Regions from separate parts of the Homo sapiens genome. Here region 2 is linked to region 1. The links are chromatin contacts, found by Hi-C or POLR2A ChIA-PET in ENCODE. All regions are on one chromosome and are shown on one strand. Each heading gives the region's core, a stretch centred on a gene start or an enhancer-like site at or near the end of the contact. The rest is flanking DNA. Distances are from core to core; before and after follow the strand shown.

Region 1 (5,852 bases), core at 2,220-4,719:
TCTCTCTCTCTCTCTCTCTCTCTCACACACACACACACACAAGATACCAACCAACTCAGTTAGTGTGGAAGCAGGGAGGGTCATATTGGTATGTGATTAACATTAGAGTTTGAAGAGCCAGATGTACGTTGTTAAGGATCAATGAAAAAAATTTAGCCAAGCAGATAAAATTCAATTTCTTCAAATAAATTATTACTTACTTGAGGACAAGGATGATTTCTGGGTACAGTATCATTCCAGAGAATTTAAGTATTCCAAAACGAAACTGGGAATATTGAGGTTGGAAGATACATTTGATTTCACAAATCCTTTCTCTAAGAAACACTTTTGAATTACCTGTTCCATAACTGTTTTCTATTTACTTCAAATGGTTTTATAATAATTTTAGAATTATTTTTAAAAGACAGTACCTAAGAATCAGAGAAACTAAGTGGAGAAAATCATGATAGTATTTCCCCAAGTGTATTCTATGGAACCCCATTTCTGTGAGAATTTTAATAAAAGGTTTCAGGGTTATTTAAATTTAAGAAATGATCATTTTGGAGGTTCAGATGCCACACTGGTAGACTGTCAATTGGGCTGAACTGTTCTCATATGAAACATCTTGTTTAAATTTATTCTAATATTATAATTTTTGTGACCATGGAACCTTGGTCTATGAACAATAGTTCAGGAAACCCTACTATAAGGTTTATCAAATGGTCTCATAAACAGTTACTTATTCAAGCACGCCAAAGCTCAGTGAAAAGTATTTTTCACCCTTACTCTTTCTCGTGTCATTCAAAGAGAAGTTTTGATGTAGTGTATTTATTTGTAGGGAGTAATGAACAGATCCATTTCACAGTAGACTTTGTGCTCTAGGTGATGCAGCTAATTGCCCCAGTTTGGAAAACATGGACTTGGATGAATTGTCTTTGTTTGGACCCCTGCCTGGGCCAGGCCCAGCCCTTGTGGACCGGAATCGATTATCCAGTGAGAGCAGCTGTAAGAGCTGGCTGAGCTCCATGACGATGGACAGTGAAGATGGCTACCAGACGTGTGTGTCTGAGGACTCCAGCAGGGGTGCCTTCAGTCGGCAGACGAGTACAGATGATGAGTGCTTTATCCCCAAGGAGGGGGATGATTTTCTGAGGAGGTCATCTTCAAGGAGGAACCGGAGCATCAGTAACACCAGCAGCGGATCCATGTCTCCCTTGTGGGAGGGCAACTTATCAAGCATGTTTGGGACCCTGCCCCGGAAGAGCAGAAAGGGAAGTGTCCGAAAGCAACTCTTGAAATTTATCCCTGGCCTTCATCGTGCTGTGGAAGAGGAAGAAAGTCGCTTTTGACGGATTGTGGTGTCCTTTCAAATTAGCTTATTTCACAAATATCTCTAGACTCACCCAGATCCCAGCTTGGTGGGAAAGTGCAGAAGAATTGCAAAACTGACATCCCATTTCACAGCAATAGTGACCTTTATTTAAATTGTTGTGTTATAGTTTATGCTTCTTAAATCATTTTTCAACCTAAACAGCCAATTTCTAAGCAGACAGGAAAACTAAATAATAAGTTAATTAATATAACAAAGATGCAGGTTCCTGCTCATTCCAGTAATGTCTTTGAAAGCAAAACTAATATTTATTTTCTAGATTATCCCTGTGAATAATTGAGAACTTTTTGGAGTCAAGTATGAATAAAGGTGTGGCAGAATATAATAATCTGGACTATTTTCTATAGGATAATTGCTGGGTTATAAAATCTTAGGTTTGCTTATGCCCAGTAGCTCCTGCGGAGGCTTAATAATAGGCAATTTTGAATTTGTTCAAACCTGTAATGGCTTGTAAACAAAGATGACCATCAGCTGTTTCTCACATCTATAGTGACAATAAAGCGGGAAGTATAAGATTTAATAGGAGGGGTTAAGGTTCATGAGAACCATGGAAAGATGTGGTCTGAGATGGGTGCTGCAAAGATCATAATAAAGTCATTTTTATAGACAGTCTAAACAAAATGGGTGGGGATGTCGTGTTTTTTGCCCAATTCAGCTTTTGTTCTGCCTGAACATTAATGGCAAGTCTAGAACTCTCCGAATCCTACAGCTTTGTAATTTTTTTTCTACAAATGTCTAACATCCAAAACTGAGGGTTGGGAAAAGGACTTCCCTCCTGTAGTTTTTTTCATATTACTTCTCACTTTATATCTTATATTCTAAATAGCTATCACCTCAGCAGTCTTTTGCCTATTGGTTATGTTAGTATCACATTACTTCTAGCCTTTCAATTACTCCATGTTTTATTTAATATCCATTGAAGTCTATGAATTCTCTGTTCTGGTGGCACAGCTATTCATAACCTATATTCTAGAGTAGACAATCTGGACTATGTAATAAATAGTCTGCTGATTTTAAGTTCTCTCTCTCTCTCTCTCTCTCTCTCTCTCTCTCTGTGCGTGTGTGTGTGTGTTTGGGAGAAATAGAAACACTTCAATTTAAGTAGAGCTGCTAAATTTAATTAAACTTCTGCTTAAGAAATGAGTTATTTTGAGATAAAAGAGGGTAGGGTAAGGAAGCATCTAAGATGAGAAAGAAATGATAAAGTATGAAAAGATTTCTAGTTGGGACTTGCCTTCTATTAACTCTTTGAACTGAGAAACATCCAGTGGCCTGTGCATGACAGTCACTCATATGAAAGGCAGGGTGTCACACCTTTCACAGAAATGATAGCAATACTGTCTACCATTTACTGAGTACCTAGTTGGCTAAAGACACTTTACGTATGATCCTCACAATTACTATATAGTAGGTGTTAGGCATACAGATAACAAGTCAGGAATTTGGAAATGTTCTCAGGGTCACAAGGCTAGTCAGTGGCAGGGCTAAAATTGGAAGCCAGTTCTTCCTTGCTCTAGTCTATTCCAGATATCTTTTACTCTTTTGGTTCTGTTTAGTGATCATCACAGTACTTTTTATTCCACCCAACAGGAATACTTAAAATGTACAATTATAGATGCTGCACAGATAAGAGCATTTCTTTGGGTAAATAGGAAAACAAACATTTCTCTGTTCCTCATATACAAGTTTCAGACATAGGTTCTTTAATAACTACATGATTAGCAGTGCATTTATTTTCAACAAGAGCTTGCAAACCAGTTATGATTCAACTGGTATTGCTTATTTCTCATCATAGTCTAGAATCATCCTGTTAAAGGTCTACTTATATGAATTCAGCATTTCTTGTTATCCTATTTCACAAAGTCCAGGGGAAGGAAACACCACATTTATTTGAGGAAAGATGACTTTGAAATCTTCTACAAGGTGAAAAAATGCTTTGAGAACTACACAGAATGACATAGGTCATACGGGAAAGCAGACCATAGATCATTTGCTTTTCTTGTGATTTTAATACAGAAGTGTAACACTGCTGTATGACAGTAGACCTCAAATGCAAAAAAGGGGCAGGGAAGGGACGGAGCAAGCATCACTTTAGTTTGCGGTAAGAATTAGAGTCGAGGTATGTTCTGAGAATAAAGAAAAAAGTACTGGTTAACCAAAGTACAGGAAGGAAGGGTATGTCATGTTCTATATTTCACAAGCTGTAAGAAAATTAGCTTTTGTTTAGTAGAAATGTGGGTAAATTTCTCACAGTATAACTTTCAGACTAATTTATGACTTCAGTCAGGCTTTAGAAGAAACTTCTGGTGCATAGTGATTCATTCTGATATAATTTACTAGGGAAAAAATTGAAAAGTGTTTTTTTAACTTGAAAGTTCTCAAATATGTATTACTGGTGAATTCCATTAATTGACAACCTGTTATGAAAATGCATTTTTCTAGAAGGGCATTTGATAAACCAAATTTGAATCAAGTAGATTGGGAATTACTTTATCATGTGGCTGAAGAACACAACCATGACAAACAGATTAGTAATATATTTTTGGAAGTGAACTTTTATTTATGACTTTCTACCTTGTAATAATTTTATATCTTAAGATACAGATAGCATTTAAAATCCCAGTTTGCGCTGAATAGATCAAACTTGGAAATAGTATGTGTGTCTTGATCACCAAAGTACAGACATTTTTGAATGTATACATACTAAAAATAGTAAGTAATACATAACTATATTGAGCCCCTCAGATCATAAAAGTATTGTTATTTTATATCCATTTCCTTACATACCTATGGGCTACAAAATCAAAATTTGATGCCTTTATGAAATAAAGAATGCTATTTTTCAGTGTCAGGACTTTCTCTCTCTTTCTCTGTCTCTCTCTCTCTCCCTACATTTCTCTCTACCATAAAGAAATAATTGTCTTAAAAGCAGACTTTTTAAAAAACCTGGGTGATTCTCAACATTTACTTCTTTGAGGACCTTAAAAGACACTACTTACTTAATTGAGACTTTGCACTATTAGCTTTTTTATTGCTATTTAACAAATTACTGCCAGGCATGGTGGTTCACACCTGTAATCCCAGCACTTTGGGAGGCCGAGGTGGGTGGATCACCTGAGGTCAGGAGTTTGAGACCAGCCTGACCAAGATGATGAAACCCCGTCTATACTAAAAATACAAAAATTAGCCGGGTGTAGTGGTGCATGCCTGTAATCCCAGCTACTCCGTAGGCTGAGGCAGGAGAATCGCTTGAATCCGGGAGGTGGAGATTGCAGTGAGCCGAGATCACACCATTGCCCTCCAGCCTGGGCAAGAAAAGTGAAACTCCATCTCAAAAAATAATAATAATAATAAAATAAAAATAAATAAATAATAACCACAAACTTAGAAGCCTAAAATATATTTATTATCTCAAAGCTTCTGTGGGCCAGGAGTCTGGGCACAGGTTAGCTGGATCTGCTCAGGATCTCACAAACCTGCAATTTACTGCAATTTTGGTGTTGTTATCTGGAGGCTTGATTGGAGAAGGATCAACCTTTAAGCTCCTTCAGGTTGCTGTCAGAATCATTACCTGGTGGCCATACAATTCATGGCAGCTTGATTCTTAAAGGCTGGTAATGAAGAGGAAAAAGGGAGAGGCTACAAACAAGACAGAGTCTTAAATAATACAATGTTATCGCCTTTGCCATGTAACATAACCTCTTAAGTGACTTCCCGTCACCTCGCCTAATAATGTAACATTAAGATGGGAATAGTATCCTATCAACTGTACCATGTTCTGTTTGTTAGAAACATGTCACAGGCCCACCCACACTCAAGAAGCAGGGATTACACAATCATGAATATTAGGAGTTAGGGATCAGGGGACCACCTTAGTCTGTTTGTAACACCATTCAAGGAGTTCACAGACTTGATAATATAAGGGTATTGAGCTGTCTCTAAATCTCCTTGAGTAAAAATTAGTGACTGTCATAATAATTTCCACATAAAGAAATGGAAGCATTAGTGAATTTTGGAATGAAATAACCTGGTCAAGATTGCATAACTAGCCAAAAAGTTGATTAAGAAACTTTCTGGCCTCCTGACTTTGTCTCCTTGGTGCGTGAAGTGATAAAAGAAGATTTAAAAAGAATAAGAAAGAATGAACTAGTTACTTGCTTTCAAATTTTACTTGAATCTGAATGCATTTAAGTGAATAGTGATTGGCATACTGAAGTTTGCCACTTCTAGGCAGGCGCATCTTCATAAGCAGATGATAGTAGGAACTTTTACACAGAAAAGTAAACAAAACACTTATCAAAACTACAAAGCACAAAAGGAAATGATCAGCCATGAGCAAAAGTTAGACGATATCACAAAATTATCAGAACTTGAGGGAAAAAAAGAAGTTTGAAAGAATAAAAAATGTATATCTTAGAAATAAAAGATAACTTCCTCAGCTTGATAAAGAACATCAACAAAAAGCCTACAGCTAATATTATAA
Region 2 (5,852 bases), core at 1,399-3,898, 67 kb before region 1:
TTATTAATCTTGTATAGTTTGCTCTTTGATTTGAAGTCTCCTAATTATTATTAAAAATACAATATGGAGTGTATGTTTAGTGTCCTACTCCTTAATTTCTCACTTGTGATCACTTTAATGAAGTACTTCTCTTCCTAATGGTAATATCATATTATTTTGTTTACTTTTAGTAATGAGTTTGCTGAATATTCTGAATTTCCCTGGGGCATATATATGAAAGTAACTTTTTTTTTCAATTAAGCTTTGTCAAATTTCTCTTTTACTTGGGCAGATCCTGTGATCTTTTGGTTAGGCTTCTATAAAAAAAACAAAACCATAACAATTCAGTGTTAGAAAAGCTTCAATCTCAATCTAATTTAGAGCTATTGCCTCCAACATCACAGATCAGATATAAGGTGTCGGGAATAGAAGACGTGGGTGTGGTCTGCCTTCAGGATACTATCTCTCCTTCCCTCTTCTAGGGTTCCACAGTTTGTGGTGATTTGGGAAAGAAAAGAAAGGACAAGTCTCTCACATTTAATAGTGCAGCTGAAGTTTGTCCTCTGTAAAATTTTGACTGTTTATCTGGTTAATGTGGACTGGGAGGCAGAGGTCTCTATCTGGGAGTTTTCAGAAGCCCCTTAGGGACCTCACCACTGCACAGTCATTGATATCTCATACATGGAACACTCCCCAGCTCCTGCTGCTGAGATGTGCTTTCAATGGCCAATCCTTGTGGGTAGAATTTGTCAAGATAACACAAACCTAGCTACTTCTCCCAAGTTCACATGGCCTATGGAGATACACATGTGGGTTGCCCCAGAGCTGTGCTCTCTCCCTTTTCTAAGTCACTTTTTTTTCCCCTCAGTTCAGGTAGGTACAGTGGCTTGATTGGCAAGGCCACTGCAGGTGCAGATGTCAAAGCTAGAAATGTAATTCTGGCCTTCTCTTCCTATAGGCACTCCTTCCAGGCTTTAAGAGTGGTTCTCATGGCAGCCCCGAAGTTGGTTCAGTGGTGAGAGGCATGTCTTGGTGGAATAGATAGAAAACTGAAGTATTACTCCCTTCCCACCCCTACCAAGGCCACCTTACACCTCTAATCATTTCCTTCTTCTCTGTTCCCACCTCAGTCTTCCTTTCAGACTTGACTGGAGAGGGAGAAGGTCCAGTTTGGGGTGATGATTTAGAGCAGCAGAGCCTTTACCTGGTTGTGTCTTCGTAAGCCTTAAAGAAGGTGGTTAGCTCCAGTTGTTCTCAGTTCTCCAACTTCTCTATTTTAATATTGTGGCCTTAACTGCCAATTTTGGGATAACAGAAAAACTTGTACTCAGTAGCCTGTTACATTTGTGCACTTTGGGGAACAAAAATTGATATAAAATTGAAAACTTCTCATCTGCAACAGAAGCTGTCAAGAGAATGAAAAGGCAAGTCACAGACAGGGATACAATAATTACAAAAGATGCATCTGATAAAGGACTGTTATCCACAATATGCACAGAAATTGTAAAACTCAACAATAAGAACACAAACAACCTGATTAATAAGCGCGCAAAAGATTTGAACACACTTCACCAAAGAAGAACGAAAGATGGCAAATAAGCATATGAAAAGATACACAACATCATATCTCATTAGGAAATGCAAATTATTAAATGCCTAAGGTAGTCTTCTTTGGGTTAAATCTGCTTGGTGTTCTATAATCTTTTTTGGATTTGGATATTCATATCTTCCTCTAGGTTTGGGAAATTCTCTGTTATCCCTTTGAATGAATTTTCTACCTCTGTCTTTCTCTACCTCCTCTTTAAGGCCAGTAACTCTTAGATTTGCCCTTTTAAGGCTATTTTCTAGATCTTGTAGGCATGCTTCATTGTTTTTCATTCTTTTTTCTTTTGTCTCCTTTCACTGTGTATTTACAAACAGCATGTCTTCAAGTTCACTAATTCTTTCTTCTGCTTGGCCAATTCTGTTATTAAAAGACTGATGCATTTTTTGTATGCCAATTGCATTTTTCAGTTCCGGATTTTCTGTTTGATTCTTTTAAATTATTTCAACCTCTTTGTTAAATTTATCTGATAGAATTCTGAATTCCTTTTCTGTGTTCTCTTGAATTTCTTTGAGTTTCCTCAAAATAGCTATTTTAAATTTTCTGTCTGAAAGGTCACATATCTCTGTTTCTCCAAGACTGGTCCCTGGTGCCTTATTAGGTTCATTTAATGAGGTCATGTTTTCCTGGGTCGTCTCAATATTTGTAGATATTCATCTGTGTCTGGGTATTTATCGTAGTCTTTGCAGTCTGGTGTTTGTACTGGTCCTTCTTGGGAAGGCTTTCCAGATATTTGATAGGACTTGGATGTTGTGATCTAAGCTGTATCTGCTTCAAGAGGTACCTCAAGCTCAGTAACACTGTGGTTATTGCATACTTGTAGAGGTACTGCCTTGATGGTCTTAGACAAGATCTGGGAAAATTTTTTGTATTATCAGACAGGGACTCTTTTTCTCTTCCCTTAGTTTCTCTTAAACAAATGGAGCCTCTCTTTCTATTCTGAGCCACCCAAAGCTGGGGGTGGAGTGATACAAGCTCCCTTGTGGCAATCACCACTATGACTGTTCTCAGTCAGACCTGAAGCCAGCACAGTACTGGATTTCACCCAAGGCCTGTTGCAACCACTCCCTGGCTACTGCCTATGTTCTCTGCAATCAGCAAGTGGCAAAGACAGCCAGGCCCGTGTCCTTTCCTTCAGGGCAGCAAGTTCCCCCAGGCTCCAGGAAGGCCCAGAGGTGCCACCCAGCAGCCAGGGATTAGAGTCAAAACCCTTAGAAGTCTATTATACTGCAGCTGAGCTGGCATTCAAACTACAAGATACAGTCCATCTCACTCTTCTCTCACCTTTTCAAAGGCAGAGGAGCCTCACCTCTTGGCCACCGTCACCACAGGCCTACAGGGAGTACTACCAGACTACCACCAATGTTCCCTTAAGGTACAAAGTCTCTTCAGTCAGCTTGTGGTGAATGCTGCCTGGGTTGGGACTCACCCTTTAGGGCAGCGTGCTCCCTTCAGGCCCAGGGCAGGTCCAGAAATGCCATCCAAGAGCCAAGTCCTGGAATTGAGGACCCCAAGAGGCCTGCTTTGTGCTTTACAACCCTGTGGCCAAGGTGCATGACAAAGTCCCCTTTGCTTTTCCTTTCACTTTTTTCAAGCAGAAGAAGTCTCACCCATAGCCATCATGGCTGGGAATGTGCTGAGTCACCCAAAGCCAGCAAGTTTCAGAGTCTCCCCCAAGACCCTCAATGTAGTACCTGCATATTGCTGCTGGTTATTCAGGACCTAAGGGCTCTTCACTTAGCAGGTGATGAATGCTGCCAGGAAAGCGTCCTTTCTTTCAAAGCAATGGGTTCCCTTCTGGCCCAGGGTATGTCTGGAAATGTCATCTAGGATCTAGGGCCTGCGAAGGGGGCCTCATGACTCCAATTGGTGTCCTATCCCGCTGTGGCTGAGCTGGTATCTAAGATGCAAGACAAATTCATCCTCACTCTTTCCTCTCCTCTCCTCAAGTGGAAGGAAAAGGTCTCTTGTGGAGCTGTGAGCTATGCAGCCTGGCGTTAGGGAAGTGTTAATAGCAGCCCTGCCTTAGGTGCTGCAGTGTCTCAGTAGGTCACATGTCCCTCCAGTCAACTGTCTCTGAGCCCAGTTTAGCCCTAGGACTCACCGAGGAATTGTAGTCCTTGTGACCTAGAATGCCTTTCGAGTTTATTTAGAGCCCCAGAGCACTTTAGACCATGGTGGTGAGGCTTGTGGGAACTCAAGTTCTTACCACTGGGATTGATGAGAACTTAGCTGATGCTCCTTCCTTGGGTGGGTGATCAGCTAAGTTTGGACTGGTTTTCCTTTCTGTTATAACAACAGCACTGAGTTTAATGCCTCACAATTGCTGCACTCTCCCTCCCCCAGTTCATGGAGAAGCTTTCTGTACCATACCACTGCTGCTGGGGTGGGGAGGTGGAGGGGAAGGGTTATGTCTTTTTTTCTACTTTTTCAGTGCCCCTTTCAGCAATACAAAGTTAAAACCAAGTACTACGAGTGCTCACCTGATTATGGGTTCTTATGAAGATGGTTTTTTTGTGGGTAGATAGTTGTTAAATTGGAGTCCTTGGGGTTTGGGAGGGGAGCGATTGGTAGAGTCTTCTATTCTTGATCTACCTACCAGGAAATGTAAATTAAAGTGACAGGATACTACTATAGGCCTATGGGAGTGGCAAAAATCCAAAACACTGACAACACCAAATGCTGATGAGAATGTAGAGCAACAGGAACCCTCATTCATTGTTGGTGGAAATGCAAAATGGTACAGCCGCTTTGGAAGACAGCTTTGCAGTTTAATGTAAAACTAAACATACTCATACCATAGAATCCAGGAATTGGTCTGCTTGGTATTCTCCCGAATAAGTTGAAAATTTAAGCCCACACAAAAACCTATACATGGATGTTTATAGCAGCTTTTTTCATAATTGCCAAAACTTAGAAGCAACTAAGACGTCCTTCAATAGGTAAACAGATAAAGAGACTGTGGTACATTTATATGATGGAATATTATTCAATATTAAAAAGAAATGAGCTATCAAGTCACGAAAAGACATGGAAGAACTTTAAATGTATATTAGTAAGTGAGAAAAGCCAACGTGGAAATGTTACATACTGTTTGATTCCCATTATACGACATTCTGGTGAAAACAAACTGTAGAGACAGTAAAAAGATCAGGGATTAGGTGGGAGGAAGCAATAAATAAGTGGAGCACAAGGCCGGGCGTGGTGGCTCACTCCTGTAGTCCCAGCACTTTGGGAGGCCGACGCGGGCAGATCACGAGGTCAGGAGATCGAGACCATTCTGGCTAACATGGTGAAACCACATCTCTACTAAAAATACAAAAAATTAGCCAGGCGTGGTGGTGGGCTCCTGTAGTCTGGGAGGCTGAGGCAGAAGAATGGCGTGAACCCAGGAGGTGGAGCTTGCAGTGAGCCCAGATCGTGCCACTGCACTCCAGTTCGGGCGACAGAGCAAGACTCCATCTCAAAAAAAAAAAAAAAAAAAAAAAAAAGGGGGGAGCACACAGGATACTTAGGGCAATGAAACTATTCTGTATGATATCACAATGCTGGATGTATCATTATACATTTGTCAAAACCCATAGAATATACAACACCATGAGTGAACCTAATGTAAACATGGGTTACATTTGGGTAAAAGTGATTGCTTGTATTTGGGTAAAAATGATTGGCTATATAGGTTCATTAAATATCTTCATATCAGTATCATGAAGGAAGTAATATTGGTATGCCCATTTCACAGGTAAGGAAAATGAGTCATAGAGGGGCTGTAACAAATGTCTCACTCTGGTGCCTAATGCTGATAGTGGGGGAGGCTGTGCAAATGTGGAGGCAGGGGATATATGAGAACTCTCTGCACTTTCCACTTAATTTTGTTATGAACCTCCAACTGCTCTAAAAATAAAATATATTGAAGATTAATTGATAATAAAAATATTAGAGTCACAGGTAACCAAAGCACAGAAATTGGCTTTCTAAATAGATGACAGATTTCCTCACCTTTGCGTGGGACAGAATAAATTTTTTTAACTTTTATTTGAGGTTTGGGGTACGTGTAAAGATTTGTCACATAGGTAAACACATGTCACAGGGTCTTGTACATATTGTTTCATCACCCAGGTATTAAGCCCTGTACATGTTTTGTTTTATGACTCCATCCCTTGGACAGAAAATGTCTAGTGCATCATAGATGCAGTTGAGCCTTCTACCTTCTCTCTGTATTTTATTTTCATAGCTACTGATATGGAGCAGCTATTTCATAGCTACTAGG

The links. A loop is a pair of places that touch in the nucleus more often than their neighbours do. ChIA-PET counts read pairs that join two places held with the same protein, here RNA polymerase II (POLR2A). Pooled maps may share reads with other maps.
Region 2: a map of cardiac septum shows a loop between it and region 1 (2.1-fold over the local background). The contact joins two enhancer-like sites. A Hi-C loop is called at or near these places in 2 of 168 maps with a recorded cell type or tissue (GM13977 and cardiac septum), 8 of 37 single-sample maps with no recorded cell type and 12 of 50 pooled maps. POLR2A ChIA-PET finds 5 or more read pairs at or near these places in 20 of 52 experiments (B cell, CD4-positive, alpha-beta T cell, CD4-positive, alpha-beta memory T cell and 11 more).

The regions. Positions count from the first base shown.
Region 1 is chr2:157,411,153-157,417,004 of GRCh38, reverse strand. It overlaps CYTIP (cytohesin 1 interacting protein), which reads left to right. Exons shown (of 8, transcript NM_004288.5): 8 at 862-2,386. The coding sequence ends at 1,328. Among named protein-coding and RNA genes, the nearest start is that of CYTIP, 30 kb to the left of the region's middle. RefSeq lists an enhancer at 3,254-3,303. Within about 2 kb of position 3,469, at least 5 of the 41 ENCODE cell types and tissues checked have a DNase peak (open chromatin) inside an H3K27ac peak, as active enhancers do.
Region 2 is chr2:157,477,632-157,483,483 of GRCh38, reverse strand. The region is part of intron 3 of LOC105373712 (a long non-coding RNA gene); the gene reads left to right. Among named protein-coding and RNA genes, the nearest start is that of CYTIP, 36 kb to the right of the region's middle. RefSeq lists a silencer at 2,500-2,559 and enhancers at 2,720-2,769, 2,910-3,039. Within about 2 kb of position 2,648, at least 6 of the 41 ENCODE cell types and tissues checked have a DNase peak (open chromatin) inside an H3K27ac peak, as active enhancers do.